Regions from separate parts of the Homo sapiens genome. Here region 2 is linked to region 1. Evidence: read pairs that join two places in POLR2A ChIA-PET (ENCODE). Cell type or tissue: OCI-LY7. All regions are shown on one strand. Links, peaks and the distances in the headings refer to the core of each region. The heading gives the core; the rest is flanking DNA.

The links. ChIA-PET counts read pairs that join two places held together with the same protein. Peaks named below come from ENCODE experiments on the same cell type or tissue, not always from the same donor. Only the 100,000 strongest peaks of a DNase experiment are listed, where the experiment ranks them.
Region 2: POLR2A ChIA-PET joins it to region 1 with 11 read pairs; 7 of 35 experiments call an interaction of 5 or more read pairs at or near these places.

What each region holds. Positions count from the first base shown.
Region 1 is chr3:58,343,633-58,355,528 of GRCh38, reverse strand. The region is part of intron 1 of PXK (PX domain containing serine/threonine kinase like); the gene reads right to left. It overlaps LOC105377106 (a long non-coding RNA gene), which reads left to right and starts at 1,186. Exons shown (of 3, transcript XR_940876.3): 1 at 1,186-1,234; 2 at 1,523-1,624; 3 at 2,560-3,002. RefSeq lists an enhancer at 5,744-6,023. In OCI-LY7, for the core only: no CTCF peak of the experiment used is centred there; DNase peaks (open chromatin) are centred at 3,408, 5,148 and 5,558; H3K4me3 peaks cover 4,104 bases; H3K27ac peaks cover 5,000 bases.
Region 2 is chr3:58,395,669-58,407,564 of GRCh38, reverse strand. It overlaps PXK (PX domain containing serine/threonine kinase like), which reads right to left. Exons shown (of 18, transcript NM_017771.5): 9 at 11,806-11,896; 10 at 10,365-10,526; 11 at 9,843-9,960; 12 at 8,188-8,266; 13 at 3,655-3,703. Among named protein-coding and RNA genes, the nearest start is that of PDHB, 32 kb to the left of the region's middle. RefSeq lists an enhancer at 9,560-10,059. In OCI-LY7, for the core only: no CTCF peak of the experiment used is centred there; no DNase peak of the experiment used is centred there; H3K27ac peaks cover 747 bases.

The DNA of each region.
Region 1 (11,896 bases), core at 3,315-8,314:
TGAACCTTTCTGGCCCCAAATTACTTTAGTGAGGCTACAAACACAAATTACTTTGAAATAAACGTGTTAAGTCGCTCAAGCCAAAACTTACGCAAACCTTCAAACCAGCCTAGCCCACGTAATTCTCTCTTCCCTTTCGGCACAGCTATCAGATGTGCCGTGAAACTTGAAGTACAGAAAAAGACACCAGCAGCTGTTCAGAGATGTTTTGCAGAACCTGTCAGTGTTCCCACCTCTCTACCCCTAAGGCAGAGCATCTCAACCCTGCTGCATTCTAGAATCACCTAGAGAACTTGAAAAGATACCTACACTTGTGCCCTCACAGATTCTGATTTAATTTGTCTGGCCTGGGCACAGGCATTAGCGGGTCTTCTGTTTTTTCTTTTTTTTTTTTTCCTTTTCTTTGAGACAGAGTCTCACTTTGTTGCCCAGGCTGGAGTAAAATTCACAATCTTGGCTCACTGTAACCTCTGCCTCTGTCTCCCAGGTTCAAGCGATTCTCGTACCTCAGCCTCCCAAGTAGCTGCGACTACAGGCGCACACCACCATGCTTGGCTAATTTTTGCAATTTTAGTAGAGACGGGATTTTACCATGTTGGCCAGGATGGTCTCGAACTCCTGACCTCAGGTGATCCCACCTGCCTCAGTCTCCAAAAGTGTTGGGATTACAAGCGCGAGCCACTGCCACCACACCTGGCCAGCAGGTCTTAAATGTTCCTCAGTTGATACTAATGTGCAGCCAGGGGTGAGAACCATTGTTCTAAACCTCTTAAAGAAATCGGGCCAGGCGCGGTGGCTCATGCTTGTAATCCCAGCACTTTGGGAGGCCGAGGTGGGCGATTCACAAGGTCAGGAGTTCGAGACCAACCTGGCCAACATGATGAAACCCCCATCTCTACTGAAGATACAAAAAAATTAGCCAGGCACGATGGTGGGCGCCTGTAATCCCAGCTACTCAGGAGGCTGAGGCAGGAGAATCGCTTGAACCTAGGAGGTGGAGGTTGCAGTGAGCTGAGATCAGGCCACTGCACTCCAGCCTGTGACAGAGTGAGAGACTCAGTCTCAAAAAAAAAAAAAAAACTAGGAAGCAGCTCCACACCACAAAAATAAAAAACCTTGCATGAGTGGAAGGAAACAGATGACGCAACCACCAACCAAACCTCATAATCTCCTCTACTCTCACCCATATCTCCCCACCTCCTCTTAAGGACTCAGCTCGTCTGTCTTTTTGGGGGTACGGTTGGTATCTAACCTGAGCCTCTAGAAATCCCTCACACTGGGCTCTGTAGTGGTGGCTCCCATAGGCACCACTCACACTATCTGCCAATGCCGTTTAAAGGAGCAAGAAAGAACTATTTCCCTCTGCTGGAGGAAATGAGTCTCTGAAGGATAGATGCCTTGACTAGAAAGTGGTGGATCTGGGAGAGGAGGCAGGCCTGTTTGTCTCCAGTGCCCATCAGCCACACCACCCCTCTGGGTTCACTCCGAAACTCACTTCTCCCCTGGCACTTTCTCTTCATAGGAAGGCCTGAAAAGAATGCTGAAAACAAGTGACCTGGCTGGAATCTACCACCACGCTACTTCTCTGCTCCAGGACCTTCCATGGCTCCCACTGGCTCACAGGGTAAATCCAAATTCCTCAGCCTAGCTTCCAAATTCTTCTACCACCTGACCAAACTGTCCTAACCCTTTCTTCCCATGCAAACCCTCCTCTACCCAGTCAGACTGTTTATAACCTAAATATCCCTTACTTATGCCCCTCTTTTCGCTGTTCTACCTATTCAAAATCACAGTGTCACACAGCACAACAGCTGCAGCCATAGGCAGCAGTCCACATCATCCTAGAGGACAGCAAGGTTTCTGAGGAAATTCTCATAGAATTCAGCTTGCAGGACTTCTGCTTAGCTCACTGGCCACCTGCCTGGCCACTTACAGTCCTTAATATTTCACTTAGAATTAGTGATTACTCCTTGCTCTGCTAAGTAGTCATTATTTACTGTCGTTTCATCTGCAGATTTTCAGTGCTAGAACCTACCTTTGTTTTGTTTCAATTTTTCTGCAATCTAATAATATGCAAAAACTGCCCCAAAACAAATGAAAATGTTAAGGGTTTTTAAAGGCATCTGAAGAATCATTACCGTATTAACCTAAATTTTGGCAGATGAATAAAGCCAAACGCATCTTCTTTTCAGCCACATGAAATAAATTTTGTTTAAAAATCTAATTCATAGAGACCGGGCACAGTGGCTCATGTCTGTAATCCCAGCACTTTGGGAGGCCGAGGCGGGCGGATCACGAGGTCAGGAGATCAAGACCATTCTGGCTAACACGGTGAAACCCTGTCTCTACTAAAAAATACAAAAAATTAGCCGGGCGTGGTGGCGGGCGCCTGTAGTCCCAGCTATTCGGGAGGCTGAGGCAGGAGAACGGCGTGAATCCGGGAGGCGGAGCTTGCAGTGAGCCGAGATCGCACCACTGCACTCCAGCCTGGGTGACAGAGCAAGACTCTGTCTCAAAAAAAAAAAATCTAATTCATAGAATCATGTGCTTTAACTTTAGCAAAAGAAGAGATGAAGCACACATTGCAAACACGCTTTGATCCCTGCAGTGAGATGAGCGTCATGATCATGCATGCTTCTCTTCTCCCTTCTCCGGGCCTTTTGAAGTCTACACTCTCCGCTGTGGGATGGTCTCCTGCCCTACCAGGAGAGCTGGTCTCCACACCGACTTCAAAGACAGCTGATGTTCCAGAGAAGAAAAACACTGCAAAGAAGCACTCCAAAATCCTTTTGACCTCAAACATGACTACAGAATGGATACAGCTTTTTAAATAGCCACTTCCTGCAGCATTCTATAGTATAATGACCCTTAAATGACACCCACGCAAATTACATAATTTGCTAAAATGGAAACCCAGTAATTCCATCTTACATCAAAGTAAAGAAAAAAAATACCAAACTTTAAAAATCTGAAGCTCAATTAAATAGTAATTAAAAACGAAATATAACTTTCACTTGTTCAATAATCCTCACAATGTCCTAAAACTCTACAAATGGATGAAGTGAACATGATCTCAGAGAACTACCCACTACATGTTTAGTAGGCTAGAATAGACAACAACATAGAAACTCGGATCCGCTGGAAATGATGCTTTTTCTTTGGGCTCTGGTATCTGAGGTGGCCAGCTCCTCATCCCTCACGCCCTTCACTGGCACTGACCTGAGTACCTGCTGGAGACTGAAGCGCTCCCTCCTGGGCCATGTCTCCTCTACCTTCCCCCTTTTCCACTGCCTCAAAGACAGGCCCCCTGGGAGCCCTTCTGGAACCTGAAGGAGGAGCTGGTCACTGTGTCATGATCAGCCACAATGTGCCATCCCTCCTCCATAGCACAGCCACAAGTCCCCAGCAGGGGAGGGCACACATTTTCCAGTCACAGAGATCTGGAACGAAGCCCAACGACTGCTTATTAGCTTTGCAGCCTAACTTCTCTGTGCTTCAGTTTCCTCACCTGCTAAATCACACCTTCAGAGTCATGGTGAATATGAAAGAAGACAGTATATTTAGAGCAGCCAGCACAATGGCCAGCTTTGTAACTGTTTTCTTCCCTGCTAAGAAAATAGCAAACACAAAGTGTCTGCAGGTGAGTATATCACGACTCTAATCAGCAAGCACAGAAGACGGTGGCAGCACTGTGAAGAGCACCCAGAAAAAACAAAAAGCAGCCATTCTCTTTAAATATGAGAAACAATTGTATCAGTCTCTGATTTCTAAGAAGGAGTACCATGACTCCAGCCTCTGTTGTCCTAGATTCTATGCCCACTTTTGGCTATTTTTTTTTTCCTACGTTTTTCAGGTTATCCTCAATGAGCATAAATTATTTTTACAATCAGGAAAAACAATTTTTGGAAAAGTTTCTCAGTTTGCTACACATGTAATTTAAAACATGATACTTTAAAATAAGAAATCCTGGCCAGGCACGGTGGCTCACACCTGTAATCTCAGCACTTTGGGAGGATGAGGCAGGTGGATTGCATGAGCCCAGGAGTTCAAGACCAGCCTGGGCAACATGGTGAAACCCTGTCTCTACAAAAAATACACACACACACACACACACACACACACACACACACACAAATAGCTAGCTGTGGTGGCGCACACCTGTAGTCTCAGCTATTTGGGGGGCTGAGGCGGGTGGATCACTGAAGCCCAAGAAGGATCATTTAAGCCCAGGGAGATGGAGGCTGCCGTGAGCCGTGATTGCACCACTGCACTCCAGCCTGGGCGATAGAGTGAGACCCTTTCTTGGAAAAATAAAATAAATTAAATAAGGAATCCTGAGTAATAAAGATTGAGATCATCTGAGCTTGGGTAAGAGCCTGGTATGTTATCAATGATAAATGCACCTTTTTTCCTTTGACAAGGGAGCTTTTGGTCATTTTACTACTCATCAGTACTTTCTGTGCTGGGGAGACTGGGAAAACAGAAGATGAAAGTAAAGTAAAGGAGCTCTTCTACTTGTAACAGGGCTGCTAAAGCATTTAGTGGGAGAGAAGCTTGAAACTATAGGCTGAAGTCAAGCTAGAAGTCCCTACTGGTTTTAATAATGGTCACCATCACTTAGGATAACGTACATATAAATCTATCCTTCCTACTCTGAGAAGGTTGCTGTGTCATCCTGAGACACTAGCTCCAATTTCATAACCAACTGTGGAAGTGACCACAGTACACATGCCATGCAGACACATATCTTCAGAGAGGGAGGTATAACTGCTCTGCTTATGGGGCACTTACTCTCTGCCTTCTAGCCCTCAGTTTACTCCATCTCCCAACAATGTCTGAAGGGAGGCGTCACTACATCTCTTATACAACAAAAACCCTGAAGCTCAGAGAGGGTAGATGCCTTAAACAAGGGCGCACCACTAGTATGTGATGAGAATAGACTCCACCCCAGGCCAGTCTGACCCAGGGGCACAGCGGTTCCTACCTTCTATGCCCTTGGACACAATACTTTCACATGCTCCAAGGACTCATTTTGATGAACAGAGTGCAGCTGGACAGGCAGAACCAGTCTATCAAGTCAGGGGGAAGCTGACAGGGTGAAGGGCAGAGTAAGGACAAGAACCCGGGCCTGGAGAATATGAGTTACTATAGCAATAGAGCTCTCAGAATACCACAACCACCTGGTTTTAATACCCCTATACTTTGCAGCCTACCTCCTACTACATGGACACAAACTGCTGGAGCTGAATGTAATGTGAGCACCACCTAGAAGTTATGTACAAGTAAGAAACTATTTTTTCTCCAAAATGTTAAGCAAGCCCCATAATGTACATTAGGCAGTTAAGAAGCAGTCGAAAGGAACATTTTTATAAGAACATGCCTAAAGTGGACATCAGGTTTATGTGATCCTCAGCAATTTGAATAGTAGTTAATTTCAGTTGTACAAAAACGGAACAGGGTCCTCCACAAAGCTGTTTTGCTTCTACACTGTGCTCCTGTTAAACTCCCCAAGGTACTAATAACGGTTGCACCTCAGTGAGCTTCCTTCCTGTGTGTTACTCTTAAAAACCACAGAGGCTCTGGGACTCAGTAGTCACAAAACCCCAATGGCTGCAGGGCTAGCAGGTTCTATCCGTTAAGCTCAGTCTTTCTCAACCAGTTCAGCAGTTTGAAGAGAGCAGTGACCTAAGGCTTGATATCCAATATGGTAGCCACTATGCACAAGGGACTACTGAGCTCTTGGAATGTGGATAGGGTGACGAAGGGACTGAATTTTTAGCTTAATTTTATTAGCCTAGTGGCTAAAATACTGGATAGTGTGCAGTTACAGACTGTTTATTTGCAGGTATAAACACAGATATTTATGAAAATGTGGCCAGGTGCTGTGGCTCATGCCTGTAATCCCAGCTCTTTGGGAAGCCGAGGAGGGTAGATCATTTGAGGTCAGCAGTTCAAGACCAGCCTGGCCAACATGGTGAAACCCCGTCTCTACTAAAAATACAAAAATTAGCCAGGCGTGGTGGCAGGAGCCTGTAATCCCAGCTACTCAGGAGGCTGAGGCAGGAGAATCGCTTGAACCGGGGAGGCAGAGGTTGCAGTGAGCCAAGATCACATCACTGCACTCCAGCCTGGGCGACAGAGTGAGACTCCGTCTCAAAAAAAAAAAAAAAAGATATTTATGAGAATGAAAGCATACTAAACATAGTGTGTTATGACTTGCTTTTTCTCTCACTTAATATAACATGGATCTCTCTCCATAACAACACATTTGGGATTTTATTTTTAATTTCTTTTGGAGATGGGGTCTGGCTCTGTCGCCCAGGCTGGAGTGCAGTGGTACAACCATAGCTCACTGCAGCCTTGAACTCCTGGGCTCAAGTGATCCTCCCACCTCAGCCTCCCTAGTAACTGGGGCTACAGGCATGAGCTACCATGCCTGGCAAATATTTTTAATGTCTGTATCTCTGCTGCCTAGTAGCCACAAGCAATATGTGGCTACTGAGCATCTGATATGTGGCTAGTCCCAATTGAGATATGCTGTAATTGTAAAATACACACCAGATTTCAAATACTTTTATGACAAGAGGAATGCAAAACATATTAATTAAAAAAAAGTACAGACAGGGTCTCACTCTGTTACCTAGGCTGGAGTGCAGTGGTGCAATCATAGCTCACTGCAGCCTCCACTGCCTGGGCTCAAGGGATTCTTCTACTCAACCTCCTGAGTAGCTGAGACTACAGGTATGCCACCACACCTGACTTTTTTTTTTTTTTAAGTTTTGTAGAGACTAGATCTTGCTATATTGCTTAGGCTGGTCTCGATCTCCTGGCCTCAAGCAATCCTCCCTCCTCAACCTGCCAAAGTGCTGAGATTACAGGCATTAGTCACTGCACCTAACATAGTAATAATTTTTATAATGATTCCATGTTGAAATTATAATATTTTGGATATATTGGGTTAAATATATTATTTAAATTAATTTCACCTGTTTCTTTTTACTTTTTTAACATGGCTACTAGAAAATGTAAAGTTACATATGTGGCTAGCATTATACTTCCATTGGACAGCACTGCCCTAAGGCCTCTGTCGTATGTAGTGAATTAACTCCATCCCTATGCAGCCAGAATGGAAGAACTGAGAAAACGGTCACACAAATCATTGTCTGGTTCTGTGGTTCAGAAGGAGACCACTAGCTTGTCCTCTTTCAACCAATGCTTAGTGGAGCCATCAATCAGGTCCACCACTCTGTAGGCCCTGACAACAGATCAGCTTAGGGATGGCTGCCAACTCTTACCTCTTTCATTCAAAGTTCACTAGTCAGCTGGGCACGGCAGCTCACACCTGTAATCCCAGCACTTTGGAAGGCAGAGGTAGGTGGATGACTTGAGGTCAGAGTTCAAGACCAGCCTGGCCAACATAGCAAAACCCCACCTCTACTGAAAAGACACAAAAATTAGCCGGGCACGGTCTCACGCGCCTGTAGTCCTAGCTACTTGGGAGGCAGGAAAATCACTTGAACCCGGGAGGTGAAGGTTGCGGTGAGCCAACTTCACACCACTGCACTCCAGCCTGGGCAACAGAGTGAGACTCAGTCTCAAAAAAACAAAACAAAGTTCATTAGCCTCATAGAAACCTTCAATCTTACTCTTTTTGCACCTCATTTTCTTCAACTACAAAACTGGGATAATAACTAATGCAATTCAAACTATCATGAAGGTAAAACAAAAATCTAGAAAAGTTTGGCAATTTCTTATAAAGTTTAGCCTATCACTCAGCAATTCCATTCCTAGGCATTCACTCAGGAGAAATGAAAAAATATATCTACACAAAGACTTTACCCAAATATTCATGGCAGCTGTATTTATAATAGCCCCAAACTGGAAATAACCCAAATATCTACCAACTGGTGAATGGATAACAAATGTTAAATCCATACAATGGAATACTACTCAGTAATAAAAAGAAACATATAACATCATAGAAGAATTTCAAAGCTTTACGTTAAGTAAAAGAAGCCAGACCAAAAAAAGACTATATTGTATAAGATTCCACTTATAGATGACATTCTATTAATAGAAAGGATTAAACAATAGTAACAGAAAGCAGATCAGTAGTTCCCAGGGACCAGAAGGAGGGCAGGGTCTGCAAAGGGGCACCAAGGAAACAACTGGAGCGATGAAAGTGGGTGTGTATATATATATTTGTCAAGATTTATCAAATTGTATACTTAAAATAGGTGAATTTCATTGTATGTAAATTTTACTTCAACAAAGTTGACCAGAAAGAGAGAAACAGAGAGAGAAAGAATTATCTAATCCCTTGAGCCCAGGAATTCGAGACCAGCCGGGACAACATAGTGAGACCTCGTCTTTATAAAAAATGAACATGGCCGGGCACGGTAGCTCACAACTGTAATCCCAGCACTTTGGGAAGCCGAGGCAGGTGGATCACTTGAGGTCAGCAGTTTGAGATCACCCTGGCCAACATGGTGAAACCCCATCTCTACTAAAAATACAAAAAAATTAGCCGGGCATGGTGGCACGCGCCTGTAGTCCCAGCTACTCAGGAGACTGAGGAAGGAGAATGGCTTGAACCTGGGAGGCGGAGGTTGCAGTGAGCCGAGATCGCACCACTGCACTCCAGCCTGGGTGACGGAGCCAGACTCCGTGCCCCCCACCCCACCCTCCCAAAAAAAGGACACAATTAGCCACATGTGGTGGCATGAGGCTGTGGTCCTAGTTACTCAGGAGGCTGAAGTGGGAGGACCGCTTAAGCCCAGAAGGTTGAGGCTACAGTGAGCCAAGATCACGCTACTGCACTCCAGCTTGGTGACAGAGTGAGACTCTGTTTCAAAAAAAAAAAGAAAAGAAAAAAGAAAAATAATTATAGAATTACTATAAAGCACTTGGCTTGGCACATAGTGAAAGCTTAAACAATGTCATCTATTATGACAAGTAACACTCCCTTTTCAGTATTACTCAAGGTGTCTAAAACCAAACAGACTCATCATCTTCCTGGGAAAACCAGCTACCCTTCATCTACCTTGTACTACTTCTCTAATAATTTCCTGATGCCTCTGTTTCCCTTGTGGCCTCTACTTGGCAGACTTTTCCTCTATTGTGTTCCTCCCCTCTCCCTGCCATAGACCTGAGCTGTGGCCTCTCTAACTTCACTGTTCCATTAGCATCCTTGACTCTCTTCTCTCCTTCCTTCACCCTTTCCACTGCACCTTGCACACAGACAGCAAATTAAGCTTCCTAAAATGCCACTTTTATGAGCCACACCTCCACCCAAACCCCCCCTCACTGTTGTTCAGATTCCTTAGCCTGGCATCCAAGAGGCCCCACAATTGGCTCTAACCTTTCTTTTCCATCTTTTACCCCACCCCAGAATCTTCACCAATAAACCCAGTTGGAATGAATGAACAAAGAAGGCAGGAACCAAGTCTGTCTTGCTTAGACCTGTACCCCAAGTGCCTAGGCCATGCCAGGAACACAGGGCATACTCACAGCAGTATCTGCTGAATGAACTAATGAACTCCTGAAGTCTACAAATGCAACCTTGACCTCAGAGAAGAATCATTCTTCAGATTTTTAAACTGAGATCCTTATGGTGGGTTACTAAGAGTCTGGAAGAGGATGAACAACGAGGTGCCCCAGAAGGTGTTTCAGGATATATACGTTAAAGGCTATAAGGCTTCTGTTTCTACTTTTCAAAAATAATAACTTAAATATCGATAAAACAATAACATAAATATTTTTTCCCTTTAACCTAGAATAGAGTAGGAGCTTCCAAATGGGCACACAGGAAGCATGGGATGAGTTGTGGAAGTCATGAGTATGCTCATAACTCAGTTGGTTTATCACAGTTTTTACCATTACACAGTATTTTAATTGACTTTGCTCTTAGTCATATATGATTTCATTTACATCCATAATAAACCGCTGACTAAATGTAGGCTCAAGCAATGCCAATGACAAAACACATGTTAGTGAGAAGTTAGTGAGAAATACAAGTGAGAATTATCATAAAAACGGTAATTCTACAAGTTGTCTGAAGATGCTGTTTCTCAGGGCCTTAAGTTGTATTCCTCTGAACACAATTTAAAAATATATATAGTTCAGATCCCAAACAATTTTTAGTAATATACTGATCTAAATAAAATATTTTTATATTTAAAATAACTTCCAGAGAGTCTGTACCATTCCCTATTACTATGAAAGGAGTTTGCAAGTTAGAAAAGGCTGAGGCATACTGATTTAGAACGTTTTCTCTAAAATGCTGGCTCCTCTGTTAACCACTCCGAGTTCCCTAAGCCCCAGGGAGGACCTGACCAGCCTCTCCCCTGTGCCCTGCTCTCCCAGGCAGAGGGGCCCTTTAGTACTTTGCTTCATCTTTGCTTTTGTGGCTGCTATATTGACTAGGATGTCAGCTCCCTGCTTCATTCATCTTTTTATCTTAATAGGCAGTACAGTGCCTGGCACGCAGAAGACTCTTTTTAAGTATCTGTTAATGTTCCTGAGATCAAATGTCTATGTACTGATGTTGGAACCCCTTTAGGGATTAACAAAAACTGAGAGGGGAAGAGCTGAAATGGGCATTTGCTGGGGGCTGCCTCCCTTCAGGTCTGGCCTCCGGGAGCTCATGGCTGAGCCCTATGGCCTGCCCACTTGTTTTTTGTTTTGTTTTGTTTTGTTTTGAGATGGAGTTTCACTCTTGTTGCCCAGGCTGGAGTGCAATGGTGCAATCTCGACTCACTGCAGCCTCCGCCTCCAAGGTTCAAGCGATTCTCCTGCCTCAGCCTCCTGAGTAGCTGGGATTACAGGTGCCCACCACCATAACTGGCTAATTATTTGTGTATTTTTTAGTAGAGATGGGGTTTCACCATGTTGGCCAGGCTGGTCTCGAACTCCTGGCCTCAGGTGATCTGCCCATCTTGGCTTCCCAAAGTGCTGGGATTACAGGCATAAGCCACTGTGCCCAGCCGACCACTTGTCTTTTCCGTCACCACTGAACACCAATAGCCAGCTCTGCAGCCTGGTAAGGAGGCCCTGAGCTGCATCTCCCAAGCATGGCTGTCAAAACGTGTTACTCCAGGGTAAAAAGGAAAAAACAGGGGGAAACCTACTCTTGGAGGTGTCACTGATGTTTTTTGCCACATATTAGCAAAGTAATCACAGTTGACAGTGAGACAAACTTTTAAATAAATAATTTTCCTTTTCCCATTCAAAACATATATTTGAATGCCAAAAAAGCACTAAGTAGTACGCCAGTGCTCTGGCAAATACAACAGTAATAAACAACAAAACAAATGACATTTATGTGCTGGGCTTTGTTCTGAATACTCCATGTGGATGAGCTCGGTTAATCCTTACAGCAGTCCTAACATACTCTTTCTATCCTCACTTTACAGATGAAGAAACTGAGGCTGGAGAAATCAAGCGGCAATTTGTCCAAGGTCATTAAGCCATTGTCGCTCTTCCCAATTATATACAGTTTTACCTGTGTGTGACTGGGGGAGGGGGGTTATAAACAGAAAACAAGGTAGTAAGAAATAATAGGTGTATAAAATGAGTGTACCTTTGAGGCAGATATACTCTATGGGAATTTCAGAGGAAGGAAAATTATATCCAGCTTGGCAGACAAGAGGCAGAAGTACCCCGTAACCCGCTTGGCAGGTACAATGGTCAGCAGCAGTACATAAGAGCTTTACCTCCAATAATGGCATTCATTCTCAAATTCACTTATTCAGCAAATGTTTGCTGTAGGCTTACTATCTATGTGCCAGGGACTGGGCTAGTTTGAAATTGAATCAACCCAGCAATACATAGACAATAAAGTCTGGATTTAGAGAAAAAAATAAAACAAGCCTCAAAGAGGCAGAACAAGCTGCCT
Region 2 (11,896 bases), core at 212-5,211, 55 kb before region 1:
AAAAATAAATAAATAAATAAATAAATAAAACATTGGTGCAACAAAGAAAAACGGAGTAAAAGACAACTCAAGAAATGGGACACAATATTTGCAAATCATAGGTCTGATAAGGGGTTAATATCCAGAATATATAAAGGAACTCCAACAACTCAACAACAAAATATAAGTAACCCAATTAAAAAGAGGCAAAAGACATAGACATTTCTCTAAAGAAAATATACAAATGGCCAAAAAACATATGAAAAGACACTCAATGTCTTTAGTCATTAGAGAAATGTAAATCAAAACCACAATGAGACATCACCTCACAGCCATTAGGATAGCCACTATTAAAATAATAAAATAAATGTTGGTGAGAATGTGGAGAAACTGAAGCCCTTGTACACTGCTGGTGGAAATGTAGAGTAGTACAGCTGCTATGGAAAACAGTATGGAGGTGACTCAAAAAACTACAAAATGGAACTACCATATGAGGAATTCCACTTCTGGGTATACATCCAAAAGAATCAAAAGCAGGATCTCAAAAAGATATTTGCACACCCATGTTCACTGCAGCATTATTCATGACAGACAAGAGGTAAAAGCAGCCTAAATGTTCATCAACAGATGAATGGATAAAAAAAGTGTGGCATATACATACAATGGAATATTACTCAACCTTAAAAATAGAAGGAAATCTTGTTACATGTTACAATATAGATGAACCTTGAGGACATTATGCTAAGTGAAATAAATGATCCACAAAAGGACAAATACTTATATAAGGTTTCTAGAGTAGTCAAGATCACAGAAACAAAGTAGAATAGTGATTGCCCGGAGCTGTGGGGAGGGAGAAATGGGGAGTCATTATTCTATGGGTATAGAGTTTCAGGTTGTAAGCTCTAGAGACCTGTTATACAATAATGTGAAGATAGTTAACACCACTGAACTGTACACTTAAAAATGGTTCAGAGAGTAAATTTTATATTGTATTTTTTATCACAATTAAAAATTTAAAAATTAGGTCAGGCACAGTGGCTCACACCTGTAATCCCAGCACTTTGGGAGGCCACTTGGGGCCAAGAGTTCAAGACTAGCCTGGGCAACAGTAAGACTCTGTCTCTACAAAAAAATTAAAAAATTAGCAGGGTGTGGTGGTACGCGCCTGTTGTCCCAGCTACTCAACAGGCTGAGGCAGGAGGATTACCTGAGCTCAGGAGTTTGAGGCTGCACTGAGCCCCGTCATTGCACCACTGCACTCCAGCCTGGCAACAAAAAATCGCCTACTTCAAAAAAAAAAAAATTAAAATTAAAAATTAAAAAAATTGGCCGGGTGCAGTGGCTCACACCTGTAATCCCAGCACTTTGGGAGGCCGAGGTGAGTGGTTCACCTGAGGTCGAGACCAGCCTGACCAACATAATGAAACCCCATCTCTACTAAAAATACAAAAATTAGCCAGGCGTGGTGGCGCATGCTTGTAATCCCAGCTGCTCAGGAGGCTGAAGCAGAATTGCTTGAACCCAGGAGGCGGAGGTTGCAGTGAGCCGAGATCATGCCATTGTACTCCAGCCTGGGTGACAAGAGCGAGACTCCGTCTCAAAAGAAAAAAAAATATTTAAAAAATTATATAAAGCTTATTGGAACATACATAAATTCAACCAGTTATTATAACTTCAGAGATATCTTCTTTGTGAGAGATTTATGTTCTGAATTTTGTAAGATTAAACTTTCCCAGCTTTCCCTGTTGGGAGACATTCCAAACAACAGCCCAGTTTGTTTCTGAGCCTATCATTTCTTTTTTTTTTTTGAGACAGAATCTCACTCTGTTCCCCAGGCTGGAGTGTACCGGCATGATCTCAGCTCACTGCAACCTCTGCCTCCATCATTTCTCCTTTTTTTTTTTTTTGAGACAGAGTCTCACTCTGTCGCCCAGGCTGGAGTGCAGTGGTGTGCTCTCAGTTCACTGCAACCTCTGCCTCCCAGGTCTAAGCAATTCTCCTGCTTCAGCCTCCCGAGTAGCTGGGATTACAGGCACCTGCCACTAAGCCTGGCTAATTTCTGTATTTTTAGTAGAGATGGGGTTTTGCCATGTTGGCCAGGCTGGTCTGGAACTCCTGACCTCAAATGATCCACCTGTCTCAGCCTCCCAAAGTGTTGGGATTACAAGCGTGAGCCACCACGCCCGGGCCATTTCTTAATTTATTAGCTTTTTAAATCATGAGGAGTCTGGTCCTGGAAGATAAGACCCCCAGATCATGTTGAACTTTTTGTCTTTATTATTCTGTAAAAATTTCAAATTAAAAAAAAAGCTGTAAGTAGGTAATACAGTCACATGGTTTAAAATCCCAAAGGTATAAAAGGGCACATACACAGTGAAGTCTCCCACCTACTTCCATGGAGGAAACCAACATTACCAGTCTCCTGTATATCTTTCCAGAAAGTCAGTGTACATACAAGAACTAATGTTGGATTTTAAAATCATACTATCTTTGCTGCATAGGCTCTCTGGCTTAGGGGAAGAGCGAGGTCTAGTACTAACTCCTGAATCCTAAAGGCCAGACTGTCAGGGTTGGAGGAGAATATATTTATTGACAAGGCTGAAGAAATTTGCTAAGATGCTTCAGTGAAGAAGACATTAAATTTAAATGTTTTTTTCTCTCCTACTTCAGATCCAAAGAAGCTATTATTGTCAGAATTCCTCTAACTGGCAAAACAGAACAGAGGAAAGCACCTCTCTCACTGACACAGTCTTCTAAACCCTCCCTTGGTTTTCTTTCTTTTTTTTGTTTTCTAAATTTATTTTCATCCTAATAGTATTACATGTTCTTTTGGAATATAGAAAGGAGAGGGAGAATTACCTTTTATCCTCCTACCCAAATCGCACTCATAGTGAGCACTGCCAAGAGCCATGGCCTGAACAAGGAGTTTCCGTAGATGACCTCAGTTGTCTAATGACAACAGACATGCATTACTCACCAATTTTACACATGAGTACATGCAGACTCAAAGATTAAGTGCTTGCCCATAGGTCAGTAGCTCTCAACTGGGAGCAATTTTGTACACTACCCCCCAGGAGACATTTAGCAATGTCTGGAGACACTTTTGGTTGTCACAGTGCAGGAGAGGGGGCAAGGAGTATCGTTGGCATCTAGTGGTGAGGTTAGGGATGCTGCTTCACATCCTACCGTGCACAGGCAGCCCTCACAACAAAGAATCATCTCACCCAAAACGTCAAATACCGTGGTTGAAAAACCCTGCTGTAGATAACAGCTAATATTGTAGGAACAAAGTAAGATATCATTCTGGTTTTTTGGGTTCCGAAGCCCATTCTCTTTCCATGACACATAACACCACTGCTTCCCAGGAGAAGACCTCCTTCCAGGCTTGTTTCTAGACAGATATGTTGTTTTACACATTACCTTATTTTTTTATACCTAAGCACAAATCTAAATCATTTTCCATATTACTACAATGTCTTTATCAATTTCACTTTTAATTATATTATCAAATAGATGTACCATAAATTATTAAACTAGCCCCTAATTGTAGGACATTTAGGTTATTTCCCAATTTTCCCTATTATATATCTTTTCTTTTTTTGGCTAAAAATACAGCTAACTTTCAAAGTCAACTTAGTTATGTCACAAACCAAAAAACGATATAATTGTCTTTACCTTAAACTGTGGTTTTTCAGAAGTGGTTAGTAAAACATCGCTGAATAATCTGTAAAGAAAAGAAACAAACAAAAATCTTTCTTGAACCACGTGCACTCTCAGACTAGGATGAAAGCAGATTAAGACACCTTTAGCCCATGAGGTCTCCCTTCCCTGCACCACATCCTCCAGCCCCTGGCCCAATCCACCATTCCATGTTCATTAACAAATGCAAAGGGATTTGCAGGTGGCCCAGTGTGACCCCCTTCCCACTGTGTTACTAGGGTATCTGGGCCAGCTGTGTACTAGAGGGGGTTTCCCTGCTATGGGCAATATTGCATTTTTAAGAAATTACTTTTGCGAATGCTAATTTGCAAAAATATCGCAAATAATATATGCGGTAGATATTTCTAAATAGAATAGTTTTCTGCTATTTTTCTTGCCTCAGAAGAGGATAAAATTTATTCTAGAGTTCAGTAACATAAAAATGTTCAAGTAAGTAGAAAGGAATTGTCCTGATTGGAATCTAACAGGAAAGTAATTTTCTTCTAAGTATTTCTCATACTTCATTTTTAAAAGTAGTAGCTTTTGGAGTAAATCAATTCTCTCTTCAAAAATATGTTACTGGCTGGGTGCGGTGGCTCATGTCTTGTAATCCCAGCACTTTGTGAGGCTGAGGCAGGCGGATCACTTGAGGTCAGGGTTTCGAGACCAGAGTGGGCAGCATGGTGAAACCCCATCTCTACTAAAAATACAAAAATTAGCCGGGTGTGGTGGTGCGTGCCTATTGTCCCAGCTACTTGGGAGGCTAAGGCAGGAGATTCCCTGGAACCCAGGAGGCAGAGGCTGCAGTGAACCGACATTGCACCACTGCACTCCTGCCTGGGCAACAGAGCAAGACTCCATCTTAAAAAAAAAAAAAAGGGTATGTTATTGCAAAAAAGTAAACAACAGACACCGGGTCTATTTAGGGGGAGAGGTGGGGAGAGCAGCAGAAATACTAAATATTGCGTACTGGGCTTAATAGCTGGGTGATGAAATATGTACAACAAACCCCCATGACATGTTTACCTATGTAGCAAACTTTCGCATGTACCCCCACACCTAAAAGTTAAAAATAAAAATAATAAAAAATGATTTTAAAATTACCCATGTGACCAAAAAAAAAAAAAAAAAGTATATTATTAAAAACAATAGCATGGGCCGGGTGCAGTGGCTCACACCTGTAATCTCAGCACTTTGGGAGGCTGAGGCAGGTGGATCACCTGAGGTCAGGAGTTCAAGACCAGCCTGGCCAACATGGTGAAAACCCTGTTTCTACTAAAAATACAAAAACTAGCCGGGCATGGTGGCACGCACCTGTAGTTCCAGCTACTCGGGAGGCTGAGGCAAGAGGATCACTTGAACCCGGGAGGCGGAGCTTGCAGTGAGCCAAGATCACACCACTGCACTCCAGCCTGGGTGACAGAGCAAGACTCTATCTAAAAAAAAAAAAAGAAAAGAAAAGAAAAAAACAATAGCATGAACTGGGTGACCTGGGCACAGTGGCATTCGCCTGCAGTCCCAGCTACTCCACAGCTAGAGGTGGGAGGACCCTTTGAGCTCAGGAGTTTAAGATCAGCCTGCATAACATAGCAAGACTCTCAAAAAGAAGAAGGGGGGAGAGAGAGGGGGAGGGGGAGTGCGAGGGGGAGGGAAAGAAAAGAGGAGAAGAGAGGAGGAGGAGAGGGAAAGAGGGAAAGCAATAGCATGAACAACTCTGAACTGCTGGGTAAAACAGGTCAAAGAATAGAAATGGTTGCTTGGGTAGCACCCAAACAGCTATAAGTGAGTCTTTCTTTGAATATGCCTCCTGCCCCTCCCCTATTTTTTAAAGAGATGGAGTCTTGTTATGTTGTCCAGGCTGCCCTGGAAGTCCTGGGCTCAATCAATCCTCCCATCTTGGCCTCCTGAGTAGCTGGAACTACAGGCATGTGCCAGTATGCCTGGCTGAATATCCTGCGCCCCCAGTTTGTTTTATTTTTTATTTTATTTTATTTTTTTGAGATGGAGTCTCACTCTGTCGCCCAGGCTGGAGTGCAGTGGCGCGCTCCAGTGCAAACTCCGCCTCCTGGGTAGCTGGGACTACAGACGCCCGCCACCACGCTCGGCTAATTTTTTTGCATTTTTAGTAGAGACAGGGTTTCACCGTGTTAGCTAGGATGGTCTGGATCTCCTGACCTTGTGATCCACCTGCCTTGGCCTCCTAAAGTGCTGGGATTACAGGCATGAGCCACCACGCCTGCCCCTCACTTTGTTTTATTTTTGAGACAGGGTCTTACTCTGTCATCTAGGCTGGAGTGCAGTGGTGAGTTCACAGCTCACTGCAACCTCAAATTCCTAGGCTCAAGCGATTCTACCACCTCAGCCTTCCAAGTAGCTGGGATTATTACTTGGTGCACACCACCACGCCTAGCTAATTTTGTTGTTGTTGTATTTTTTGTAGAGATGGGGTTTCGCCATGTTGGCCAGGCTGGTCTTGAACTCCTGAGCTCAAGTGATCCACCTGCCTCAGCCTCCCAAACTGCTGGGATTATAGGTGTGAGCCACCGCGCCCAGCTATATTACTCTTTTTTAAAGATGGGAACTTCATCACAAGTAGAAATGACAGGATTAGCTTTCCCCACAGGGCTCTTCAGGGCCCCGCCTGTCCCTCAGCCACACATCTCTTTACTTCCAGAGGACACATTTTAATTGAACATGGTTTACGCCTGTCCAGGAGCTCTTCTCATAGCTGAAGCCCACATCGTAGAAAGACTTAGGTGAAGAAAAAAATATTTGGATTCACTTAAGGACTGGAAGACTGAGAGAAAGATGTAAGAGCTTTGGAATGGGGAGTGTAAATGCAAACTCAAGTAAATCAACCTGTATATAGGCTATTTCCTAAGTACAAGTGCATTTTGCTAGAAAAGTTTGTGTGAAAGTTGTTTTCCAAACTGGGTCTGTTTTTCCATATTCACATTGTTTGTTTTGTTTTGAGACGGAGTCTTGCTCTGTCACCCAGGCTGGAGTGCAGTGCTGAGATCTTGGCTCACTGCAACCTCTGCCTCCCCAGTTCAAGTGATTCTTCTGCCTCAGCCTCCTGAGTAGCTGGGATTACAGGAGTGTGCCACCATGCCCAGCTAATTTTTTATATTTTCTTAGTAGAGACAGGGTTTCACCACACGTTGGCCAGGATGGTCTTGAACTCCTGACCTCAAGTGATCCACCCGCCTCAGCCTCCCAAAGTGCTGGGATTATAGGCATGAGCCACTGCCCGGCCCACATTATTACATTATTATTAATGGTTGCTGGTTTGGCGACAGACGCTTCAGTGTCTGTGGAACAGTAGAATGTCACATCCACGGGGCAGGGGCTTGGTTTCCTCTTTTCATTACAGTGCCTAGGACAGCAGCTGGCCTCCAGAAGGCCCTCTCTAAACACTTGTGGAAAGAAAGAACCAGGAACCGGAAGTTATCTCTACCTTCTCTGAACTCTGGCTACATGCCCTTCAAGCTGTCCCCTGCCTCGTTTCCCCATATTATTGTTTTCAGAGTATATCTGTTATATAATACGCTGGTGCAGACAAAGCACCAGATACACTGCATGGTGTGTGATATTCAAAAAAGATCAGCTGATTCAGTAGTAAGCATAACTAACACTTAATGAGCACATATTAAGTGCCGGGTCCCTACTAGGAATCACCTCATTAAATCCTCCCAACTACCTTCTGAGGTGGGAACTTATTATCATTCCCATTTCACAGTTCACAAAACTCTACTTCCAGAGGTTAGGAAATTTGTCTAAGGTCACCCAGGTAGAAGTGGTGAAGCTGGAATCCACCTCCAGGTCTGTCCCACCCCAGGCACACCCTTCTTAACCACTCTGCTGCCTTTCCATGAAAGAACAGAAAATGCACCTGAAGGGAAGGCCCCACAGCACTATTTCAGCTGCCCTGGTTATCTACTCATAATCCAGTTTCAGAGAAAATGTCTTCTGAGCTCCAAGACCCTAGAACAGTGCCTGGTACATGCTAGAGTTTAATAAATAGTACCCAGTGAGTAAATTCACAAGCAGAAGCATGGGTGCTCAGAAACACGTTGCCCTCTTCCTGGAGGGCAGACCCTTCAAGGCCCTGTGACTTGTGAACTATGCACAGCTGGGGGCCAACTGGTTTGCTGATGCAGGGTCAGAAAGGAGCCACTTGAGAGGGCCCTCCTTCAGTATTTCCTAAGCTGGGGGCTGCGACACATACGCACACCCAATGCTAATGTACGTACACACAATGCTAACGCTGAGTGAGGAGATACACGTGAAAATGACACAGATGTTAAAGGATAGCCATCAGACCAGGAGAGCACAGAGGTCACAAACAAAGGGTGAGGATATCATGCTGCAAGTGCCCATCAGCAAGCAGGCCACGCCAACTCTGCAGGGACCGCAAGAATCTTTACTACAGTACCAGGTGCTTGGACACAGTGGTCTGGTGTTCAACATAGTTATCAAGATTACAACCAACGCATATGATTGACTTACGGCATCTGTAAGAGCCGGGAGATGGTAGGCATGCCATTTTTACAGGCTTCACAAGACAGCGTAGACTCCAACACGGCCACTTGAAATGAACAGATACACATTTTAGTTCCACAGAACACGCTGGCAAATCCACTTGCTGATGAAAAGTTTAACACCACTTTGCAATAACTGTCTGCGGGCTGATCAGGACAGTGTCAAAAATCTTCACACACAGACAGATGGCATACGTGGGGTGGGGGAATGCTGGCAACACTGGCGTTACCGATGACTCAAAAGAAATGGTTTAGAAACTACATGCTGACAGAAAGCTAAATATATTTCAAAGATAACTGGAGGAAGGATTCAAGATATCATTCATAAAAGTGTTTGTTCTCTTGAAAGAGATGTAAACACTACACAGAAGTAAAATTCTGAACTTGAAAGACATTTTGCTGCTTGCCTGCTTTTCATCAAAACCAGCACACAAAATGCCAATTGTTGATATCTCATCATCCAACACCTTGGATGCTATTAACAGGAGCAGCCAGATTTTTCTACCCACAGGTCACTGTTCAGTTTCAGCGGTTCAAATTCAACACAATATAGTCCCAGGGCCTGTTCTCTTGAATTGCCTCTTTTGACACAATAACGCTTGGTGAAGGGTGGACTTGAGTATCTCCAAGGCACAGGGGTCCAAGAGCCACCCTGCCCTCCCCTCTCTCTGCTCCAGCTGTGGGTGCCAGCCTGGCTGTGGAGGGGATGAAAGGGTCCTGGATGAGTCTGTACCAGTTCCTGCATCCCTCCTTCCTAAAGGTGCTCTCACTTGTCCTCCAGCTCCCCTCAGCCCCCGCAGGTAATGCTGTAAGAGCTCCTGGATCCAATTTGTCTTGGTGTCTGCATTCCTGCCTGCCTGCCCTAGGTCTGGGCCTGCTAGGCTCTTATCTACTAGGCTTCTGGCCTATGGCATTCTTGTTTTGTTTTGTTTTCGTTTGAGGCAGAGTCTTACTGTGTCGCCCAGGCTGGAGTGCAGTGGCGCAATCTCGGCTCACTGCAACCTCCACCTCCCAAGAGGCGGGTTCAAGCAATTCTCGTGCCTCAGCCTCCCAAAAAGCTGGGATTACAGGCATGCACCTCCACGCCCAGCTAATTTTTGTAATTTTAGTACAGATGGGGTTTCATTATGTTGGCCAGGCTGGTCTCAAACTCCTGACCTCATGTGATCCACCCACCTCGGCCTTCCAAAGTGCTGGGATTACAGGTGTGAGCCACCATGCCTGGCCTCTCTTGTTTCTTACAAGTCTCACTTCAGTCTTGATCTGACGTCTGACACCTGCCTGGGTCCTCAAGACTGGCTTCAAGTTGCCTGGCTCTAGCTTCTGCATCACACTCATGCAGGCCATACTTCTCTTTACATCCTCCTGCTTCCAAAGCTCTAAAGCATTTTGCAAAAAGTTCCCAGAAATTTCAGATAGCCTGGCAAATGGACAAGCCACCTGAATTTTCACAGAAGTGTATTTAAGTAAACTACTCAAATTTGGTCTACTTTTAAATTTTGTAAGAATTTCTGGCTGTGGAGGACAGCAACTTCCTCTGGGTCTTTCCTGGACTCTGGAAAGGGGATGAGTGGCTCTGCACACTACTAGGGCCCAGAAGACCCTTCCCAACCCCATACTGACCCACAGCCATGGACGGGGCAGGAGGGAAGGAGTCCACAGGCACCGAGTCTGGCGGTCGTCCATAAGTCATTTCATACAGTAAGTGGCCAAAGCAGTGGACATCCACACTTTCCAATGTCTGTGGAAGAAAGAGTAGCAGCGTGTTCACCCTTCACTTTGGCTTTGTGGACCCTCGCGCTCCTGCCCCAAGGCTTCTCTGAGAAACAAAGCCCAGGGATAGCCCCGTTCCTAATTGGTAACGTAAATGCAACTCCAAAGCCTTCTGTAAAACCTCATGAGGTATCCCAAAGGTCTTGGTCCGACCCTCCACAGTTTTCCAATCAGTGAGTCCACCTCCCTCCTTACCCCACCCGCCATTTCAACTCAGCCTCCCAGAGATACAGCAACGCTGCAAGGGCTGACGGGCAAGGCCTGTCCCAACTATACCTTTCACTACTTGGTGCATATTTCCTACATGGGCAGATCATGGGGATAACTGACACCTAAAAATGAACCTGCTATTTCATTACTTTAGCAACTTACATTGATTTTCCTGAATTGTGAAAAATAAGATCGGTAGAAGGAAGGCAGGCCCAATAAGGAATTCTCAAGGTCCAGCAGCCGGCAAGTGTCCCCATCGAGCATCACATTGGAGGCGTGAAGATGCCCATAAGGGAATCCCTTGTCATGAAGAAACTTCAGTACCTATCAAAACATATGGGAAAGTTACATTTTCCCCAAACTCATTCAGATATAAGACAAGTTAAACTTTGTTTTTTAGTCAATATATTTTGAAACAAAACCAAACAGGTCACTGAGAAGATTCCTGAAGAAAAATGCCACCTCTACCCATTTGTTTGGAAAAGGAAGTGAAGCTGAATGCTTTCCAGTTTTGAGGCTGTGAGATGCAACATCAGTTCTTTCTTTCCTCAAAAGAATAGAGAAGCAGCCTGCATATGCTTGGAATTAATAACTCTGATGCCAAAAGGCTCTGCTTTAAGCACTTTCTGATTCCAATAGGCCAGCTCTCTTCAGGGCAAAGTCTTGATCCTCCTGCATAGATGAGTGAAGCTATCTTATCAGTGCTTCTGCCAGTAATTCAGAAAAAGGGGTTGAACTAGAAAACATCTCTAGTTCAGTCTCTCCTCCAAATATATTTAGCTGTTTATTAATAGGAACACACAACAGGATCCCAGAAAAAGCAGTAAATATTTCCGCTGCCATATAAATAATCAGTGGCTTACCCAGTAAGAGAGATGCTTAGATATAGCCCTGCAATGTCCTGGTGAACTAGAGCAGTGATAGGCAAGTGGGGTGCCCAGAGCAATTCACTAAGGACTAGAAGAAAATATTACAACTTCTCTTCATAGTTGTTGTTTTTTAAAAATGTTATTTTTTTAACTTATAATATACAAAATATATTACTAGTATGCTGTCTCCATCCAAACAAATATAATATATATACACACATACACATATATGTATGTGCATAGTACACGCATATAATTTATAGTTAAATAGACATAACATTGGGATATTAAATTGGTTATTACTGATAAGGTTGCATAATCCCAGAAGCTTGGAGAATCCTGATCTAGAGGGTGATGTCGGAAAGCCTTCTCACTGTTGGTTATACTTCTGTAAGGGAGCCATATGGCTATGCATATGACATAACAAAATCAAAAACCTTGGCATGGGGATAAAGAGCAACCAAAGATAATATAAAAGTTGGTATCCACACAGTAAAGTTCTTAAAACTCAGACACTAAATTGCAATAGCTAAAGCTTTAAGAATTTTGTAGACATAAGTGACTGTTGCCTTAGTCTCAAATATTTACTTTTTGAGGCAAAATATGACAATGCAATCAGTTTATAAGTAATCAGACAACTTAAGTAATTTTGGATATTACTTAAGAACTTTTCCAGGTGAATAATGCAATTTTGGATGAAATCTGAATGCAACTTAAACAAAAGTACCTCTTACCTCTAATATTTGCCGTCCATATGTTTTTATTTGCTGGAGTTCCAGGCCCTGAATCTTCTTAGGGTTGCAGTACTTCTTTAGAAATGGGTCT